Linked DNA regions of Mus musculus: region 2 is linked to region 1. The links are chromatin loops, found by intact Hi-C in ENCODE. Cell type or tissue: gastrocnemius. All regions are shown on one strand. Links, peaks and the distances in the headings refer to the core of each region. The heading gives the core; the rest is flanking DNA. Region 1 holds the start of Gm52253 (a long non-coding RNA gene). Region 2 has its middle 99 kb from the start of Gm30726.

Region 1 (9,798 bases), core at 802-8,801:
TAAGTGAGACTCTGTAGGCACCACAATAGTGGATCCCTCCCTGCCCCTGCCGGGTTCTACAATTTTGTGAAAAAACTTAGCTTTCCTTAGCAATAAGGAACTCCCATTTCCATAGGCCATCTCTTTTGTTGAGCCTGTTTGTTCTCTGCTACCTGGCTGTGTGAGTCACTGGAACACTGACCCTGCACTGAAGTCAGCAGATTCTATTTGGAGAGTCTTGGTGATCGTGGGGGAAAGTTGATGAAAATGTTGACAAAAACATTTACTCTCCCTGGTCCCTGAACACCTGTGAGTACTCGGTTTTTTTGTTTTTTTGTTTTTTTCCCATCAACTGATTGTTAGCCTCAGAGCAGGCAAATGCTCTGAGCAAAGTACAGGGAAGTTTCGCCTTCAGGAGCTAAATGTTCACGACACAGGAAGGAGTTATAATACTTTCTATTTTGGTTTTCTCTCATCTGAAAAGACTTATAAAGAGAAAAGTGGCTCTGCAAATGCCAGCCTCAATTAAAATGCTAAATACAAATTGCAGCTTTCCCACCGCTGCCAGAGGGAATGCGTCCAACATGACCAGCCACCTGTTTCCCTTTATACGAGCACAAGATGGGCGGCCACTTCCAGCGTACTCCTCACTGACACCAAATAGCAGCGTGACGATGAATCAAAAGTCATCGGCGGTAGAGATCTACTTACCAAGAAACGACACTCAGCAAGGTCATCTCTGGGAGAGGGCATTTTAGCCGTTAAAGTGGACCAAGGCATGGGGGCGGAGGGGGAGTTTCCCAGGCTTAAAGAAAGCATGGGAGTTTACGTGTTAGGGTTATTAACGTCGACGTTTCCAGCCCGATCAAACATGTATGCCAAACTGGCTGAGGATGTTGGAGCAGAGAGCAATGGCTCGTGGTCTGTGATGACTTAGCTAGACACAGCGAAGGTCGAGGTCGCAGAACCAGAAACTTAAGAATCAGTTATGTAACAGGTTAAAGTTGCAGTCGGCAAGAGAGGCAGTGTGACCTGGGTTCTAATGATAGCTGCATCTTTTTTTTTTTTGTTTTTTGTTTTTTTTTTTTTAACCTATGAGACAAAGTCAGAAAACTTATGTTCTAAGCGGCAATCTCCTAGCCTGTAAAATGCAAATAACGCAAGTGCCGAGTTCAGTGGTATTTTAAGGATGAAATGATGGAAGATATGTCTTAACTCAGAACCAGACAGTGAAACCTTTTATAGATGCTTCATAAGTAATGGCTAAAATTTCCTAGACTTAAGCATCCTCCGTTCCTTATTGATCAGAAAAACACAAAACAAAATAAAACCATTATCATTCAGCTAAAAATATGACAGGAAGCACATCGTGGCACATGCTTATAATCCCAGAATTTGGAAGGCTGAAGCAGGAGGATTTAAGAGAAAGTCATTTTTGCACGCCTTTAATCCCAGCACTCCGGAGGCAGAAGTAGGTGGATTTCTGAGTTCGAGGCCAGCCTGGTCTACAAAGTGAGCTCCAGGACAGCCAGAGCTATACAGAGAAACCCTGTCTCGAAAAACCAAGAGAAAGAGAGAGAGAGAGAGAGAGAGAGAGAGAGAGAGAGAGAGTGAGAACAAGCCATCTTGAGCTACACTACACAGTGAGTGAGACCCTGTGTCAAAAATCAAACAGATAAGAGATGTGCATGACAGAGGGTATGAAAAATAAATATAATAAACAGCTTGTTGTGAAAATCTTACCTTTTTTCATTTATATTTTATTTATTCTGAGTGTAGAGCTGGAGGACACATTTGTCATAGACAGCATGCGTGTAGAGGTCAGGAGACAACTTCGTGGAGTTGGTTTCCTCCTACTCCCGGCCTCTGGAGATTAAACCCAACTTGCCAAGCTTGCGACTTTACCTTCTGAGCCACCTCGATAAGACAACCTAGTGTGACCTTTTTTTTAAAAACAATGCTGATACTCCTAAGAGAAAGATAGAGAGAGCATCATAAAACTCAATTTAAATCTGAAGAGATTGAAGCAAGAACATTTTAATTGGCAACTAGAAGCCAGAAAGATAATCCTAATGTTATAAAAGTTTTACTCACTTCTAAAATTTAATACGATTCTGATTTTATTAACACGAAATAAAATTGTGTCTATTAAATGTAAAATTAGCTTTATTATATGTATAAAGAGTCTTGGTGTTCTTGTATAAATGAATAGCAATGAAATATTCCCAAGTATCTGCTATGGGATGTATTCGTAACATTTATATAATACCCAGTGCCCTCTCCACCTTCCAGATGTTCTCCGAATAACTTGGAGGCCTGAACACTTCACTGCATTACAGCTTTAATGGCTCCTAGCTTCTCGTTTGTTCTGGAAGCCCTCAGGCCATAGCTCCTGTCAAAAAGACCACAACCACTCTTACCAATTCTTAGGCCCCACAGCTAATGGCAGTCTAACCCAGATCCCCTTTTCTTTAAAGTCCTCTCTACTTCTTCCATTTTTTTCCATTTTTTTAGGGGAAACTTATCAGTTTGAGATATACCATTGATTCTTCAACTAGAACGGAGAAAGAGAAGTCTGAGTATTCTAAGAATAAATAATGTCCTAAGGAACAAAAGGGAAGCCGCTGATGCCCTTCAAATCCCAAAACCCTTGTAGCCTTCAGGAGAACGAGAAAGGCAGCCTGTTAGCCCTCAACTCGGCTTCTTGTGGGAAATGTAGACTTCTGTGCTTTTCCAGTTACAAGCTGTTTTACTCAGGTGGGAAAGAAGATAGCACAGGCCCGGCAATGTGGAGAACCTGCCACCCACTCTAGTAGGTTCACTGGCAATCCCTCTCAAAGGCTTTGATTAGTATCATTAACAGAATTTGAGCATGCCCTCCAGGGCTTTGCTGCTTAGTGCTTCGGCCATTTGTCTTCAAATGCTCTCTGACTGCAAATAGTCTCTACTGGAGTGAAGAGCCCATCCTGAAGACTTGATCCTCTTTTTCTTGCATCCCCTAGTCTAGCACAGGTCCCCTTTTCTTTAAAGTCCTGGAGTCCAGAAGAGGAGAAGACAGAAGAAGGGACTGGGACTTTGTGCTTTTTCCTTTCTTTCTTTCTTTCTTTCTTTCTTTCTTTCTTTCTTTCTTTCTTTCTTTCTTTCTTTCTTTCTTTCCATCGTCAACCTGTAAACCCCTTGTCGTTTTCCTTTAGTACAATGGAGGTAATTATAGACACCACTTTGCAAAGTGCTTTGATATCCTCAGATGAAGGGAGCCGAGAAAGGGCAGAGGATAATTATTATTAGCAGCTCAGTGGTGCCCAGGTTTTTCCATATGTGCCTTCCTCCAGGGAAGCGGAGTCCGTCAAAATAAAATCAGTGTTGAGAAGAGAGGCACGATAGAAAGTGACTTCAAAAATATGGGCCAGATGAAACATAAGCGTGAAATGAACATTTAAAGTGATGGCCTGCCTCTGCAAAACGTCCTGCCGTCTTACCACGATGGTGCTCATCAGCTCTTAGAAGCTGGCTTGCTAATAATGGCTTCTTGCATTGGTAGCAATCTTTCCCCAGTAACTGTACGAAACTTTTGTGACATCCAATGGTACTACAATGCCCAGATGTCACTAGTATTATATTTAGATGTCATAACTGAAGGCCAGTTTGCCACACATCGTGCAAAGGTGAGAATTAGCATCCAACATTCCGTTTCCAACACAAAAGAAAGAAATCGGACGATCTGTCAGCTCATAGTAACTATCACACTCTGATTAGAATCTGGTCAGCTAAAGGATGCAGGTGACATCTTTCATATCTTTTTTACTTTCAGTTTTGTTCTTACCGTGCAGCAAGAAGTAAACAATAATTATGGGAGAAGGGTCTCCTAGTCATGAGAATGCTGCTAAGAGAATAAAGATATGGGAAGGCAAAGACAGTGTAACACGTAGTATCCAGCTAGCTTGTACTCTACTTGGGAAGATAACACACACACACACACACACACACACACACACACACACCAATTTGTGGAGAAATTATTATTTAATAATATTATTAGATATTCTCTTCCATAATTGCAGCAATGGAATGCAATATTTTCAAAAAGACATTCTCCAAGCACTCATGAGGTTTCAAGCACTTGAAAGAGACACATACTTACTGTGGTATATTTTCTCTTTGACCCCAGAGTTTAGGTGGATCAAAGGCAGGCACAGCACTTTGTTTTGTCTGGTATTTCATTTAGCGCTTCACAGTGTCCTAGACACAAAGGAAGGGCTTAACATCATTTGTTGAATGACATACTGATCTAATAATTTTAAAATGTAGACAATTAAGTATATCACAAGGACAATATGCATAATAAAATTGCTGAGTGTGTTTCCTCTGATAATTAAAATCCATTAGCGGAAAATAATTAGGGAATAAGCATTGTAATCCTGATAGTCTTAGTGCCCCAGTAGCCTTTAGAAACCAGTTAACAACCGAAAAGTTTCTTTAGACATATTTTTTTTCAAATTCTCCAAAACCATATGAACAGCACCAAGTCTTTCTTCAATAAATAGATGGTATTAAAAAAGTAAAGAAAATCAAAGAGCATGCACTAGGACCCAGTTGTCAGGTCCCTCTTTGTCATCTTCACAGACTCCTCACCATTTGCTGGAGCCCCCTCAGAAACTCCAGGGAAAGAGGAAATGAAGGATCCCTTTCTAGCAGAGCCATGACACCTCCTAGAATGGAGACAGTTGCTTCATTGTAAGAGAAGAGGGGAGAAGATGAAGGAGGACTCTAGAGTTCCAGAATGTGCCTGGAAAGACAAGGAGGGTCCTACTAAAGCCATTCCTAACCATAAGAACAGAGGCCAGCTACCTACGTGTCCCTGGAGAAAGACTAGGGTCAGAGGCAAGGCATGGTCTAGGGAAGACTTACGGAGGAGCTACTCCACTGTAGCCAAGGAGGAGAAATGAGTGGCCCTCTACCACTACCCTCTTTCAGGTAAAAAGAGGGTGCATTTTACCCTGTGTGTCTTATATCATGTGACAATTCAGAATGTTGCTAGATTAAATTGACTCTTCTTTTCATTCACTGGGCTCAAAACAATTTCTCTTTACCTATTAAATACTGACCAATTAAAATAAGTAAGCAGCTCTCTCCACCTTAAGATGCTCTCAATCTTGGTGAGTTGGGGCTGGGGGATATCATTTAGCAGGACTTTGGCAGGGAGACAAACAGCTAAGCTTATTTACAACTGGGATATGTCTGTCATGTATGCCTTCAGGAGAAAGCGAACTATCTCACTTTCCTCCCCATGTCCTACCATTTGGAAAGGGAGGGGGAAAGGATTAAGTTAATATTTGGCCTCCTCCTAGGGTGTGAAAATACCTGAGGCTCCTCATTGTGGCTTAAACACCCTGTCCTTCACTGACTGTGATACCCTACATCTCTTCTATAACTTCCCCTGAGAAGACACCTAATTCACTCCCTCAGAGTCAAGCAAGGTCAGCTTCTGTTCCCACTATAGGGAATGAGACACTGGAGCTGGCTTGGCTCAAAAATAGCCTGTGTCCATGCTGTGGACTCAGCCTGATATCACCAAGGCCAAAGCCCGGTGCCAGAAATCCTGCTTTCAGAGAGAAAGTACTCTCAGCCTTTAACATTGCTGTTGTGCAAGTTTTTAATTAGTCATAAGGATAGTGGTAGCCAAGGTACTGAGATAGTATCATGATGACCAGGGCCGAGAAGGAAGCCAAAGGGATAAAATCTCACCTCTAAGGGAATATTTTATTTTCTATTGGTTGTGAAGAGAATCTAAGTAACAAGACTTAGATACTTACTGACATAGCATCATTTGCTCCAAATTTCTCTAATTCATTATAATTTACTATGGCATCTCTACCATTTTTATTTCCAAGAAACTGACCATCACGACTACTTAATCCAGATAATGACAAACTTGATTGATAGGCAAAATGTCCATTAGACAGATGGACTTTAGACTTTGAGCCTTGTCTGGCACTTAGGTACATGCATTACCTTTGAGTAGATGAACTTTTAATAGCAGAAGAGATAAAATTCAGTCAACTATGTATATAGAATGCTTATTATTCTTATGACTCTGTACCCAGTAAAAAAAAAAAACTTATTTTAAAAGACAGTTGCATAACTATGATATAAATAATGATTTATAAATGTTGCTTAATAAATCAAAGCCCTGGCTCACAATGAATATTCATATCCCTTTTGTTTTTACAGATAAACCAAATGAAAGTCATACATTAAGTTGTTGGAGGGCGAGTGAGCTCCAAACCATGGTCACTTCTACTTTGGCAAAGTGCATTATTCATGAGAGTGCTTCAGCTGGCTCCCAGTGCCAAAGGTAGCCCTCAGGATGATTTTTCTCAGCCTCTGGCCCAGGAGTAATTGGAAAGTGGGCAGCAATTACTTTTGGCATTTTTCTACTTCATATCCAATATTCTTTGTCTATCTGCTTTTATGGAGTAAAATATCCAGTTGTTCTACCAGTCCTAGGTATTTTCAAACTCTTCTGTGAATTGTTTACTTCCTTACATGGAAGAGCCCCCAAATTTCTCTTGCTGTATACACATGCACACACACGCACACACCTTCACACACAGAGAGAAACACAGATACACACACACTCAAACCACATCTGCATGTATACACAACATTGAAGAAACACTCTCTTCATTTAGAACTGTTTGTGTAGGACTTATAGCCTTCATGGCAAGGTGCAGGAATGGCTGGTATGTGTAGATGGCAGAGGGAGAGATAATTTTCCTTAATGATAAGACTCCTAGAGGTCAACCACAGACCAGGACAGGGTCACACTCCCAAGACTAGTTGGACAACACAATGTGTACTCAATGCAGAAAGAAAAAAACTATAAATTACAGTAAAAAAAAAAAAACAACAAACCAAAACATTTAGATCTTTGACTTGTTTCTCTAAAGGAAGAGATAAAGGAAGGGTTTTAGATTTCTCCCCCAGGAGGGGGGAAAGATACTTGTGAAGCACACCCTGCCTGCCAGGCCTTGTTCTGGTGTAAGCGAGTTTGTTTTCTATGCTAGAAATAATAGGGTGCACCATCAATCTTCAGAGATGTAGAAATCATATGACATTGTCAAAATCATAGGTTGAGCCAAGGACCTTGAGTTGTTGCCTACTGGATTTTTTTTCCACATTACAATTTTATTTTTTTTCCAAAAATAATTTTTATTAGATATTTTCTTCATTTACATTTCAAATGATATCCCCTATACCCTCCCCCCCACACACACCCTGACCCTGCTTCCTAACCCACCCACTCCTGCTTCCTGGCCCTGGCATTCTCCTGTACTGGGGCATATAATAGAAGCTAAGAATTCTATTCTACTAGTTGAATCCCTCCATAATTTAGTTCCATCCAAATATACTACCTTTATTATGCAAACTTCTTGTAACCTCCCTACAAAATGTTTATCCCTTTGCTTGTGATTTTTCTCATTAAAATGGCATTTTATTCTAAAAATTATATATATGTATTTATGTATATAAATAGAGAGAGAGAGAGGAGAGAGAGAGAGAAGGAAGTGATAGATCATAATGTATAATTCTTCCCTCCAAATCCTCTCATATACCTCTCTCTGCTCTCTTTCAAATCCATTACCTCCTTCTTTTCTGGTTGTTATTGTATGCATATATGTGTGCGAATATACTGATATATTACCAAATCTAATAAAAAATACCAACTCTAACTGGTTTAGTCCATGTAATAGTACTTGCATGTCTGTTTTCAGGGCTGAACACCTTGGCACTAGACAACCTATCAGTGTGCTTCTCCCTGGGGAAGATTGGCTCTCCAGTTCCTAACATTCTTCTAAGCCTCTAGTTCTTTGTGCAGTGTTGAGGCCTTGTGGTTCTATCTCTGTTCAGTTTGGCAAGTCCATTGGTGTCATCCTTGTTCAGCTCCTGCTTGAGCAGTCATTTTGGAGAGACTTATGAGGGGAGCATCTGGCATTATTAGGAGACACAATCTTACAGCAAGCTGCCTGAGTCTCTGGCTCTTGCAATCTCTCTACCTCCTCTTCCTCAGTTTTTCCAAAGCCTTAGCTAAGGCATGGTTTGAAGATGTATCCTTGTGCTCTTTTCTAGTGATGAGGATAGCCTTCTCCATGAGCCAGATCTGTGTTTGAATCCTGGCTGTATCACTCATGGGCTGTGACATTTTTCAGTCACAGTGACTTTTCTTCTTCTTCTTTCTCATTTTTTTAAAGACAGAACTAATGATTCTTTAGTTTAGATCGAAGTTTGGAAGAAAATATATGACATGTGGAGGTCCTCGCCTTATATCTGGAATCCAGGATGTACCCAATAACTATTGATTATGCCATCATTATGATTGGTAGTGTTTTCTTTATGCCCATCCTCTCCTTAATCTTACTTTCCCTTCAAGTTTCATTTCAAGGTTTCTTTGAAATGATTTTCACCCCATTTCAAATCTATATTTACTTTCTTATGGTTTTATTATGCTCTCTCTCTCTCTCTCTCTCTCTCTCTCTCTCTCTCTCTCTCCATCCCTTTCTGCTTCCCTCTCTCCATTTCTCTGTGTGTGTGCATGTCTTACATTCTTGTTCTTGAGTCCTTTGAGAACAAAGACTCAGCCTTACAGTGTCACTGCTGAATCTCAGCTCCGAGTCTTCAGTAAATGAGCAGAAAATAGTTGCTGAATTTTAACCGGCTCAGAGTGTCTACTGATTGCGCTTCCTAGCATCTAGGATCATAGTTTGGCAATGTCAAGTTACAATCAGCATGCTGCACACTCTTAAAGGAGCTAAAATTATATAGTACAGTTACCATGTAACAGTTAACACTACAGAATAGCATTTTTAAAAGAATATGATATACATTCTAATTTTTCCCAAGGCTGCAATTAAAATATGGAAAATATACTTTTCTTTCCTTTTAACAGTTCAGAAATGCTTTTTGATGAGCATGAAAGTGTTCCTTTCTTGTGTTTTCCTCCTAACTACGAACTGGAGTAAAATCAATCAGTGGAATGCTCTAGGAGCTGGCCCTCTATATAAATAACCAGAGCCTTGTATTTGGTCCAATGTCCTGATTTACATAGTACATGCAAGATTATAAATTATACTAATCGTAAAAAGTGATGCCTACCTAAACACAGTTTAAGAGAGGGCCTAGAAATAGTTTTGTTTGTGCAATAGGCATGAGGAGGGGAGTTCAAAGCCAATGACTCAGAAAGTCTTGAGTGTAGCTCAGTGCTCACCCACCTGCTCAGAGATTAGCCATCCTTCTTCCCTGAACTTCACTGGCTGGAGCCCCACCCAGGAGACACACCCAGCTCTGCCTCTGGGAGCTGCCCTAGCCAGCTCTCTCCCCCCCCCCCCCCCCCGTCCCCCAGCTGTCAAGAAACTCCTTTGTTCCTCTCTATGTGGATCAATTTGTCTTGCCATTTCCGGTGTTTCTCAGAGGTTACTTCAATAGATTATTTTTAGGAGCATGTTGGAAGCTGCTGGTAGTTATTACGTTATCTGCAAAGCACAGAGTACAACTCAAAGGTGAAGCATGCCCACTGGTGTCAATCTAGTTTCTAATCTACGCAACCAAATTTCTATTAATCATCAGGGCTATTTCCTTTTTTTCATAACATGTTGAGCTTTCTTACTGTTAATCTGCATACCCTTTCCTACAGATCTGATTGTGGGGGAGGGTTATTTGCTGGACAGGATTAGTAATTTTCAGACTTCTTTGAAATAGGAAGATACATCTTAAAAAAATACTGTATAGCTAAAATAAACCTCCAAATAAAGTAATCTGGAT
Region 2 (9,798 bases), core at 1,299-9,298, 210 kb after region 1:
GGGAGGAAGGGAGGGAGGGAGGGAAGGAAGGAAGGAAGGAAGGAAGGAAGGAAGGAAGGAAGGAAGGAAGTGAAAGAACTCAGTGGGGAAACCCCCACTCAGCTCCCGATTCGGCGTGCACCCAAGAATCGCGAATAGAACACAACACCTTGATGTAACAACAAGAGGTTTTTTAATGGCGGAGCTCCGGGTCGAAACGTATCTCACACAACAGGAGACAGTGGATTCGACCACGAGGCTTGGAAGCTAGGGGGTTTTATAGAAAAGGAGTGGGGCTGGGGGAGGAATTGGCGCGGTTTCACATGATTGGTCCATTTAAACATCAGCAGCCTGTAACATTTAACTTAGGTCAGAGGGGTGGGAGCTAGGGAGGCGATGGGCTTGCCCGGGCATGTCCTGGTCTGTTCTGCTATGTTCTCAGCCCCAGGTTTCAAAGCTCAGAAACAACTCTTTGGGCTATTTAACATACATTACATGAATTACAGTTTTATTTCCGACCATCTTGGATAACTTCTTTAATTTCCGCTGTAGCCGGACCAATCCTTATGATATGCTTAGCTTTAGTTTTCGGCCCTTGTATAATAAATAGAGGAATGGCTTTCATCCAGAGTAAAATTGATACAGTAAAACTCATGGTTCTTCAAAGGCAATATCAACCTATAGTTCAGGTAGATGAAGAGTTAAGGGACACCGACCTCTAAAATTCTATGATTAGAATTAGTCTAAACAGAAGAAGAGGGGAATGAAAGGAAATAAAACTGTAATTCATGTAATGTATGTTAAATAGCCCAAAGAGTTGTTTCTGAGCTTTGAAACCTGGGGCTGAGAACCAGGACATGCCCGGGCAAGCCCATCGCCTCCCTAGCTCCCACCCCTCTGACCTAAGTTAAATGTTACAGGCTGCTGATGTTTAAATGGACCAATCATGTGAAACCGCGCCAATTCCTCCCCCAGCCCCACTCCTTTTCTATAAAACCCCCTAGCTTCCAAGCCTCGTGGTCGAATCCACTGTCTCCTGTTGTGTGAGATACGTTTCGACCCGGAGCTCCGCCATTAAAAAACCTCTTGTTGTTACATCAAGGTGTTGTGTTCTATTCGCGATTCTTGGGTGCACGCCGAATCGGGAGCTGAGTGGGGGTTTCCCCACTGAGTTCTTTCAGAAGGAAGGAAGGAAGGAAGGAAGGAAGGAAGGAAGGAAGGAAGGAAGGAAGGAAAGGAAGGAAAGAAAGGAAAGAAAGAAAGGAAGGAAGAAAAGAAAAAATTCTATCCTTATGTGTGCAGAAGACTCATCGAAAGGAATCGTGAAGGTGTCAGAGCAGTCTGCCGGTGAGAGGAATACAGCCGAGAGGAGTCAAGCAAGAGGAAGACCCACTAGTAATCCACCCCTGGATGCCAAGCTAGCACATTTGTTTAGTCATGAGTTTTCACTGAATAGTTCACACATCACTAGCAAATACTTCACGTAACTCAATATTCCCCTCCACTGCCAACGAGTATCAGCGTACCAAGAGGACCATTGCAGAATGATTTATTATGCGAATAAGATCTTGAATACGTGTTTTCATTTTGCTTGAAGATATATGTCAAGATACAAAAAAAAAAAAAAAACCCAAAAAACAAAAAACAAAAAAACCAAGAACAACAACAAAACTATCCACAAATGTCTGGGAAATGCCACAGCCTGTGCGCTTCTGCTTGTCGCAGTTTTAATTCCCCAAATCAGCCATTTACCACAGAGAACAGAATCAAGCATGGCCTAATCATTTTAATCCCAAATCCAATACGACTACAATTTTTGCCGAGGCAAGTTTCAAGTATGCCCAGATGTAAATGGTGCTCCGCATAAGGGAGTAATAAATTTGTTCTGCTCTGCTGTAAAAGAACACTCTTGGCATGCCACACCGTTGCACCTGTGCACACTAGTGCAGAGGGAAAGGCAGGGAGTTGGCCGTTTCATAGACTGTGCAATATGACTACCCAGGTTGAGCCCATTCCTTGGTCCCAGAATAGTAACCATTGCAATACACGATCAGAGTATAATGTGCAAGGATTCTCTGCTTCTTGGGTTAAAGGTAAGGGGTGAAAGGTCACTGAGGTTCAATTTACTAGAGCCTGGCACTGATGACTAAGAGGACAAAATGAGGTTTGTTAGTAGGCTTCCTCCTGCCTCCTCCTGAGCCCACATAGAAGATTTGGGAGGCTCTTTATAAATCAGAACTGGCGTCACTACCGTGCTTGGAGAATCTTCTTCTGTCTCTAGCTTAGTTATGTGATCCTGGGCAAATGACTGAATGCATTTTGCTTCTGGCTTTCTTGGGATAGGATGAGATAATGTTCCCCGAGCCAGAATCTAATCTGAAGGGAAACTAGGGAAGAGTGTTGTTAAACAGAAAGCCTTGTGTTGTCAAACACAATGGTTACACAACGGTTCCTGGGTTTAAAAAGCATTAACTTATTTTCTTCAAATGTTTTCAAATCCACTAATGTATTGTTAAAACCCTATAAGAGTGCCTCCAGTAGAAGTTAGTCATTTCTCGGAAGACAAAGGTATTCCCAAGCTTGGCCTCTCTCTCCTGTGTGATAGTTTGTATTTCAAACTTTTTTTTTTATTTAAATCACACATAAGAAGAATTCCTTGTGATCAGTTCTGAACAGCAGAGGTCAGTGAGTAATTTCTTTTCTTCTTCTTCTTCTTCTTCTTCTTCTTCTTCTTCTTCTTCTTCTTCTTCTTCTTCTTCTTCTTCTTCTTCTTCTTCTTCTTCTTCTTCTTCTTCTTTTTGGTTTTTCGAGACAGAGTTTCTCTGTGTAGCCCTGGCTGTCCTGGAACTCACTCTGTAGACCAGGCTGGCCTCGAACTCAGAAATCCTCCTGCCTCTGCCTCCCAAGTGCTGGCATTAAAGGTGTGTGCCACCACTGCCCTGCCAGTGAGTAATTTCTTGAAAGGCATATCTGAATCAAAGTGGATGAGCCCTAAGAGTCGGGAGAGTGTGAATGGAATTTGGACTGAGAGTTGAACCAAGGCAGAGGGCAGTGCAGTGGCCTGTAGCTACCTAGACATGGAATGGATTTCATAGTAGGATAGTAGGTAGTGATCACTAGGAACCTTGCTAGCAGGATGGAAATAAGATTTCAGAAAGTGGTAAGCAAACCATGTCAAAACTACAGGAAGTCTGATCTGCACGCATATTCTACCTGTAGAACTCATCGGAATAGACAGAGATATGAAATCTGAAAACTCTGCTTAATGCCTAAGTATCAGGAGCTATAGCCAGTGGTACAATATTGTGTGCTATGTTAAATATGTTGCTATCAGGCAATGATCCACTGAAATACTTTGTAATTTGTAACAGCAGTTTTACAGCCTGTGCCTTGCCATAGGAGACTGCATTATTTGTAGCAAAAAGGATGACTTCCAGTCCTGGGTAGACCCAGAAACTCTATCATCTATCAGACACCACCCATCTAGCCCAGGCTGTTAAGTGACTTATTCCTGGGAGCAGAAAAGAAGTCGTCTTAGGAGTTTATTGGAAAAAATTAAAGCATGGTATGACAGTGTATCAAGCTGTCATCCAATCCCTATTATGAGAGTCAAGAATCACTTTGCTGAGTTTTCTCTAGCTGTCCTTGGAGCTTTAGCTTGGCTTGGTCCTTCATTATTGATGAGGCTATCTCAAACCCTGGCCCATCTACTTGTCAGCACATCTGGACCTGGACCTGCTCTTTACTGCTCTCAGAAATCACTTTGGCCTTGCACCTCACAGCTGAGCTCTGCAGCTTTGATCTCAGTCCCTGGTCAGCAGGTACTATTGCAGCTGCCTCTGACACTGGCCTGTTTGTTACCTTATCAACACAGACTCTTTCTCATCTCACCTCTGAAAACTCTTGAACTTTGATGTAGCCTCTTTATCTTACCTTCATTCTATAATAACTCTCTCTCTCTCTCTCTCTCTCTCTCTCTCTCTCTCTCTCTCTCTCTCTCTCTCTTTCTCTCTCTCTTGTGTGTGTGTGTGTTTACTGGGTACTATGAATATATGATATGAGAGTTAATAATAGCAATTAAGAATTGATAAAAGAGCCCAACTTTAGCAGGAATTATACAACAAATCACTATCACTGACACTGATAAACTTTCTGAATTTATTGTTACCCAGTAAAGATTGATCTTGTGCAAACATAGATGCATTTTATGTATGCATAGCATGCTTGAGAAATTCACATGTACTTTAAAGAATGCAGTTTGAAGATCAGTTTATAAAACTGATTCTATTCCAACAGAATTTTAAAATTATGCATTATTTTGACTAGTAGTGAAATGAAGAACGTGTGTTCCTATTTTCCATTTCTTTTATAAAGCAGCTTTATAAAAAGTTCATTGCTTGAATCTTATAATGCTTAAATCAAATAGAAAGTATTTTTTTCAAAAAATTCTTTATGTCTTTCTTGCTGTAACTGTGATACTTTGAGTCATAAAAATAAAATAACTTATCAACTTCTTCCCTTCCTAAATTAGTGGGGATACAACACTTGGAGTAAACTGCACTTTAGAAATTTGCCTTCAGTGGTAAGTATCTGATGGTTACCATTTTGACAACTTCGTTGTTATTACCTTAATTTTTAAAGTGATACATAAAAGTTGTATTTATATGCAAAGTTTGTAATTGTCAGGGCTTATAACAGAAATAATTTTTAAGTATGTGTAACTTTCTTTGTCTCATTTAATAAATCCATCCTTTCATTATTTTGGTTACATTATTTTGAAACTTTCCCTAATCAAATTTTGTTAAAATAAACAAATATCATTTAATATAAAAATTGCAAGTGATGACTTCCTTATTTCTAAATAATAAAATAATTGAATATTTTACATTCAAATAGATATGACACGTGTATTGCTTAAGTGAGCAACTCCATTGTTTATTTTCCTTGTCGCTGTAACCAAACACCCAACAACCAGCAACTTGAAAGAGGAAGCCGGAAGTGGCTTTTTGGTTTTGCCTTTTAATTTTTTATCTGTTTCGTCTTAGACCATATCTAGCCCAACTGCAGCTTCCCATCCTTTCTCTCTTCCCAGTCCCCTGCCTCCACTCCTCCATTTCCCTTGAGAAAAGGACAGGCCGTCCAGGAATATCAACCAAACATGGCATGGCAAGATGCAGTGAGATTGGGTACTTCTCCCAGCCCCGTATGAAGGCTGGGTGACGTAACCCCATAGGAAGACAGGGCTCTGCATGTGTTTATAGAAATCTTAGGAAATAAAGAAATAATTAAATATATGTCATTATGATTTTAGAATTTATTTTTAAATAATACCATAACTACTTTCTCTAGCTCCTCCATTGGGAGCCCTGTGATCCATCCATTAGCTGACTGTGAGCATCCACTTCTGTGTTTGCTAGGCCCCGGCATAGTCTCACAAGAGACAGCTACATCTGGGTCCTTTCGATAAAATCTTGCTAGTGTATGCAATGGTGTCAGCGTTTGGATGCTGATTATGGGGTGGATCCCTGGATATGGAAGTCTCTACATGGTCCATCCTTTCATCTCAGCTCCAAACTTTGTCTCTGTAACTCCTTCCAAGGGTGTTTTGTTCCCACTTCTAAGGAGGGGCATAGTGTCCACACTTCAGTCTTCATTTTTCTTGAGTTTCATGTGTTTAGGAAATTGTAGCTAAAGGGATCTGCAGCCCTATATGCGGAACAACATTATGAACTAACCAGTACCCCGGAGCTCTTGACTCTAGCTGCATATGTATCAAAAGATGGCCTAGTTGGCCATCACTGGAAAGAGAGGCCCATTGGACATGCAAACTTTATATGCCCCAGTACAGGGGAACGCCAGGGCCAAAAAGGGGGAGTGGGTGGGTAGGGGATTGGGGGTGGGTGGGTATGGGGGGCTTTTGGTATAGCATTGGAAATGTAAATGAGCTAAATACCTAATAAAAAATGGAAAAAAAATAATACCATAACTATACTTCCCCCTTTGCTTTCCTCCCTCCAAGCCTTTCCGATTCCTTGCTCTTTTACAATTCATTGTTACATGCAACAAGCTTCCTAAACACAACACGCTCAATCTGTTTAATGTTACTAATATGTACATTTTCCAGCTGAGAACTCAGCATTGGATGAACAGTTTGTGTGTTCTTCCATGGGGGAAACTATTTCTCACACTCTCAGAATTCCTTAATCGCCTGTAGTTCTTTGTGTAGTACTGACGCCTCCTGGGCTTTTCCCTATCCACTTATCGCGTCTCTGGTTATTCTAGTTCCATTCCTGTTTAGGCCGTTATGTGGCCTTCCGTGGATGTAATTTCCAACGTTACCAGGAGACACAATCTCACAGCAACGTCCCTGATCTTCTGGCTCTTACAGCTGCTTCTTCCTCAATGTCGCCTGAACTTTAGGTGGATGAATGAATTGTGATGTCGCTGTATCCTTTGAAACTGATCTTCACAACTCTGTATTCAGATCGGTTGTGCTCTTCTATAGAGTGATCTCCATTTGTTGCAAAGGGAAGTTTTCTTATAAAAGGTAAAGTCTGCACTTCTCCAGCTGGACACTGGAGGAGGATGGATGACGCCTGGGTGGTTGGCTAGTTGGAAGTTATGCAGATGGAATTTGTGGGTGATTGCAGGTAAACTTAATGTCTTGTTATAAATATACTTACATCTATATTATTTAATGTTCTCTTGAACCAAGACATTTCATGCCATAATAGATGAGAGGATGTCAGATTTTTCTATGAATGTGTGTGTGTCAATGAAAGAGCAAGTAAGTATTCTAAACTGTGGTCCAGAGAGCCACAAATTTCTACTTCCTCTGCTTAAATGTAAAAGCAGTCACATGTAATACACAAAGGAATGGGAGGGTGAACCCCTGTAGAACCCAGCTTATAAACTCTGAAATTTGAATCTCATACGACTTTCATGTGTCACAAATTATATTTGTTTTCATTTTTTTCCCAACCTGTGCAATATGCAAACTATTTTCAGCTTGTAGACTATTAAAACAGGTGCTGGGTTGGATTTAGTGATGGGCTCGAATTTGCTGACTGTTGTTCTCAATAATATAAGCAATACAGAATTTGATATGAAGAACTAAGAAGTTAAAGAACTATTGAAATGATGGGGGAACCTTTTGGGCCTTGAAGTCCAAAAACACTTTATAGCTTCTGGAAATACTCTGCCTTTTCTGTGAACAAGTAAACTACTAATGTCGATGCAGGAAGATAACAAATTATGAGTCTGTTGCTAATAGTGCTGACTTCAGTCCCAGGCTACCCTGCTATGAGGCAGAAATAATGCCCCTGCTGCTCGAGGAAGATGCTGACTCAGGAATCCACTGTGGGAAGTCTCTGCTGTAGCTGCCACCTCGGCCTTGATCCTCACCATCAAAATGGATGCCTCTATCTTGGCTTCTTCCTCAATTCGATTCTGTTTGTAAGCATTCTCAGAAGACTATGATAGAACCTAAATAATATGCCGGCCTCCAACAAGGCTGAGAAGGGCAGTTTTAACTTTGCAGTTTGTTTGTACAAGCTGTGGGAGAGAATGGATGCTGGACAAGGCAATTTGGGGTATCCAGCACAGCCTAATAGGAAGGAGACAGATTCCATTTACATGACTTCTTTTGACATTTCCAAACCTGTGAACTCCCAGGAAACGAGAATCCCCAATATAACTGCCACAAGATAGGATGAGAATGCAATGATTCCTGTACACACATCCTCTCTGTCTGTACTGCCACGCCAAACAATATTTTACTGTGTTGCACTGCTCTGTGAATTTCTTACAGTGATATAGAAACGATTTGTGTGATCATCTTCATGGAAAGCATTGATAGAAATCACAACCGAAAATGCTTTTCAACATAGAACGGGTGATAAACGGTGGTATCCCCACACGATGCAGCAAGCAAGAGATAAGGGTAGACAGAGCCTGGGAAGGCAACCCAAAACACACTGCAGTAAAGCAAGTTAAGGAGCTGCATATGAAAAGTGACCTGTTTCATTAATTTTTTAAAGATAGTAAGTTAGACAGATTTTTTTTATTATTTCAGACATCAACTGCACCTAGAAATATATCCACACATGCACATACAGGAGATAGAAAGGATTCTTGTAATTCTCTCAGGAATTTGAGAGCCAGGTGCTGCCAACTCCTCTCTGTGTGGCTATGCGCCTTTTCAATACCAAGAAAAGCTGTGATCCACATTATTTTTTTTATTATTTACAAGTAAAAATTTGTAGGCAGAGTTCGGTACTCAAGAGCTTGTGACCACTGGAAGGAAAGACGGGGTCATTGCTGCCTTCTGAGGTGCAGTTTCCACGTGCTAAAAGAGAAGAATTACTCATTTCAGAAAGTTGGGTCCGGCCTTCAAAATTTTCATTTGTGATGCATTTCAAAATCTATCCTTTCCCCCCAAAACTATGAAATACTGTTATCACCACAATTATGCCTTTTAATTCATCTAGATATGCAAAGTATTTGCCAGCATTAAATGATATATGGTAGTGAATCTTTTGTGAGGCCTCTTTTCTCAAACCCTTGTATGAAACCTCAAATGCTATGTCTTTTAGATCCAATATCGTTTTATACTCTTATGTGAAAAGGCTACACGGAACAGGCTTGGCGGAAGTTCACTCGTTAACTTAGTGTTTTATGAGAGGGTCTCCAATGTTGCTTCACGACACAGTGCATACAAGTCTATCACTGGCATTCATGAAACCTGCTCTAAAACCTAACCTCGTCTGTTCTGTTGCTACCAGTCATTTTCTACTTAAAGATGATGCACATGTGAGGGGCTGGGAAGCTAGCTCAGTAGTTCAGAGCACAGGCTGCTCTTCCAGAGGACCTTGGTTCATTTGCCAGTATCCCCTAGGCAGCTCACTAGTGTCTGTAACTCCAGGTCCAGGGAACCCAATGCTCTCTGACCTCAGGAGGTGCCCGGCGTGTACAAGATGTGCATGCATAGATAGGGGCGGGGGACTCCTACACATCAAGTAAATAAATCTTAAAACATTTAAATACGAATGTAAATCAGCTATGTCTCAAACTGATGACCAAGGCAAGATGTGCGTTAGCAACCAGCCCCAGAGTCAATCAATTTGTGAGCAATCAACTGAAGCTAAACATCATAAGTCAGAATAAGGTAAAAAAAAAAAAAAAGCAAATCAAAACAGCGGAGACCAATGCTAAACTGGAGACTGCGTTAAAACAGTGGTTTAAAAACTACTTCCGAGGCTTCTCTGACCTCTTAATAATTGAGAATGCATGTAAGATAAAATTACGATGCCCAGTTAAGTGTAACTTTCCAGAAACATAATAAAAGGTTTACTATAATTGTGCGCTACATATAACAAGGTGGTTATGCATGCAAACAAATACTCATGCCTGTTTGAAATTCAAATTTTTCTGCATTTTGTGTTTTGATTTCTTTAGTTTGGTGAGTTTATTTATGTTAGTTTTCTGTTAATATTTCACATTATGCATTAAAACAGAAAAAAATTGAATAAATGTGTTACTTTGTCTTAAGACATTAAAAGACTATTAAATAAATAACAATTTTTATGAAAATCAATGATATATTCCTTAAACAAAATAGTAAGTTTAATACTGTGCACATTTTGCCCACTTTTACATATCAAACTTAACAGAAATGAGGTAGATTCTTGTGTTTTTCTGCCCTGAATCTTTTGTTATCTATTACTCTCTCTCTCTCTCTGTGTATATATATATGTGTGTGTGTGTGTGTGTGTGTGTGTGTGTGTGTGTGTGTGTATGTTAGCTTTATATAGATATATA

Evidence for each region. A loop is a pair of places that touch in the nucleus more often than their neighbours do. Peaks named below come from ENCODE experiments on the same cell type or tissue, not always from the same donor. Only the 100,000 strongest peaks of a DNase experiment are listed, where the experiment ranks them.
Region 2: a loop joins it to region 1, with 2.8 times the contacts of the local background. A loop is called at or near these places in 2 of 42 quality-filtered maps.

What each region holds. Positions count from the first base shown.
Region 1 is chr16:76,432,723-76,442,520 of GRCm38, forward strand. It overlaps Gm52253 (a long non-coding RNA gene), which reads left to right and starts at 89. Exons shown (of 3, transcript XR_003951937.1): 1 at 89-288; 2 at 530-711; 3 at 6,211-6,323. In gastrocnemius, for the core only: no CTCF peak of the experiment used is centred there; a DNase peak (open chromatin) is centred at 5,523; H3K4me3 peaks cover 253 bases; H3K27ac peaks cover 2,898 bases.
Region 2 is chr16:76,642,564-76,652,361 of GRCm38, forward strand. No RefSeq gene overlaps it. Among named protein-coding and RNA genes, the nearest start is that of Gm30726, 99 kb to the left of the region's middle. In gastrocnemius, for the core only: no CTCF peak of the experiment used is centred there; no DNase peak of the experiment used is centred there; H3K4me3 peaks cover 571 bases; H3K27ac peaks cover 1,232 bases.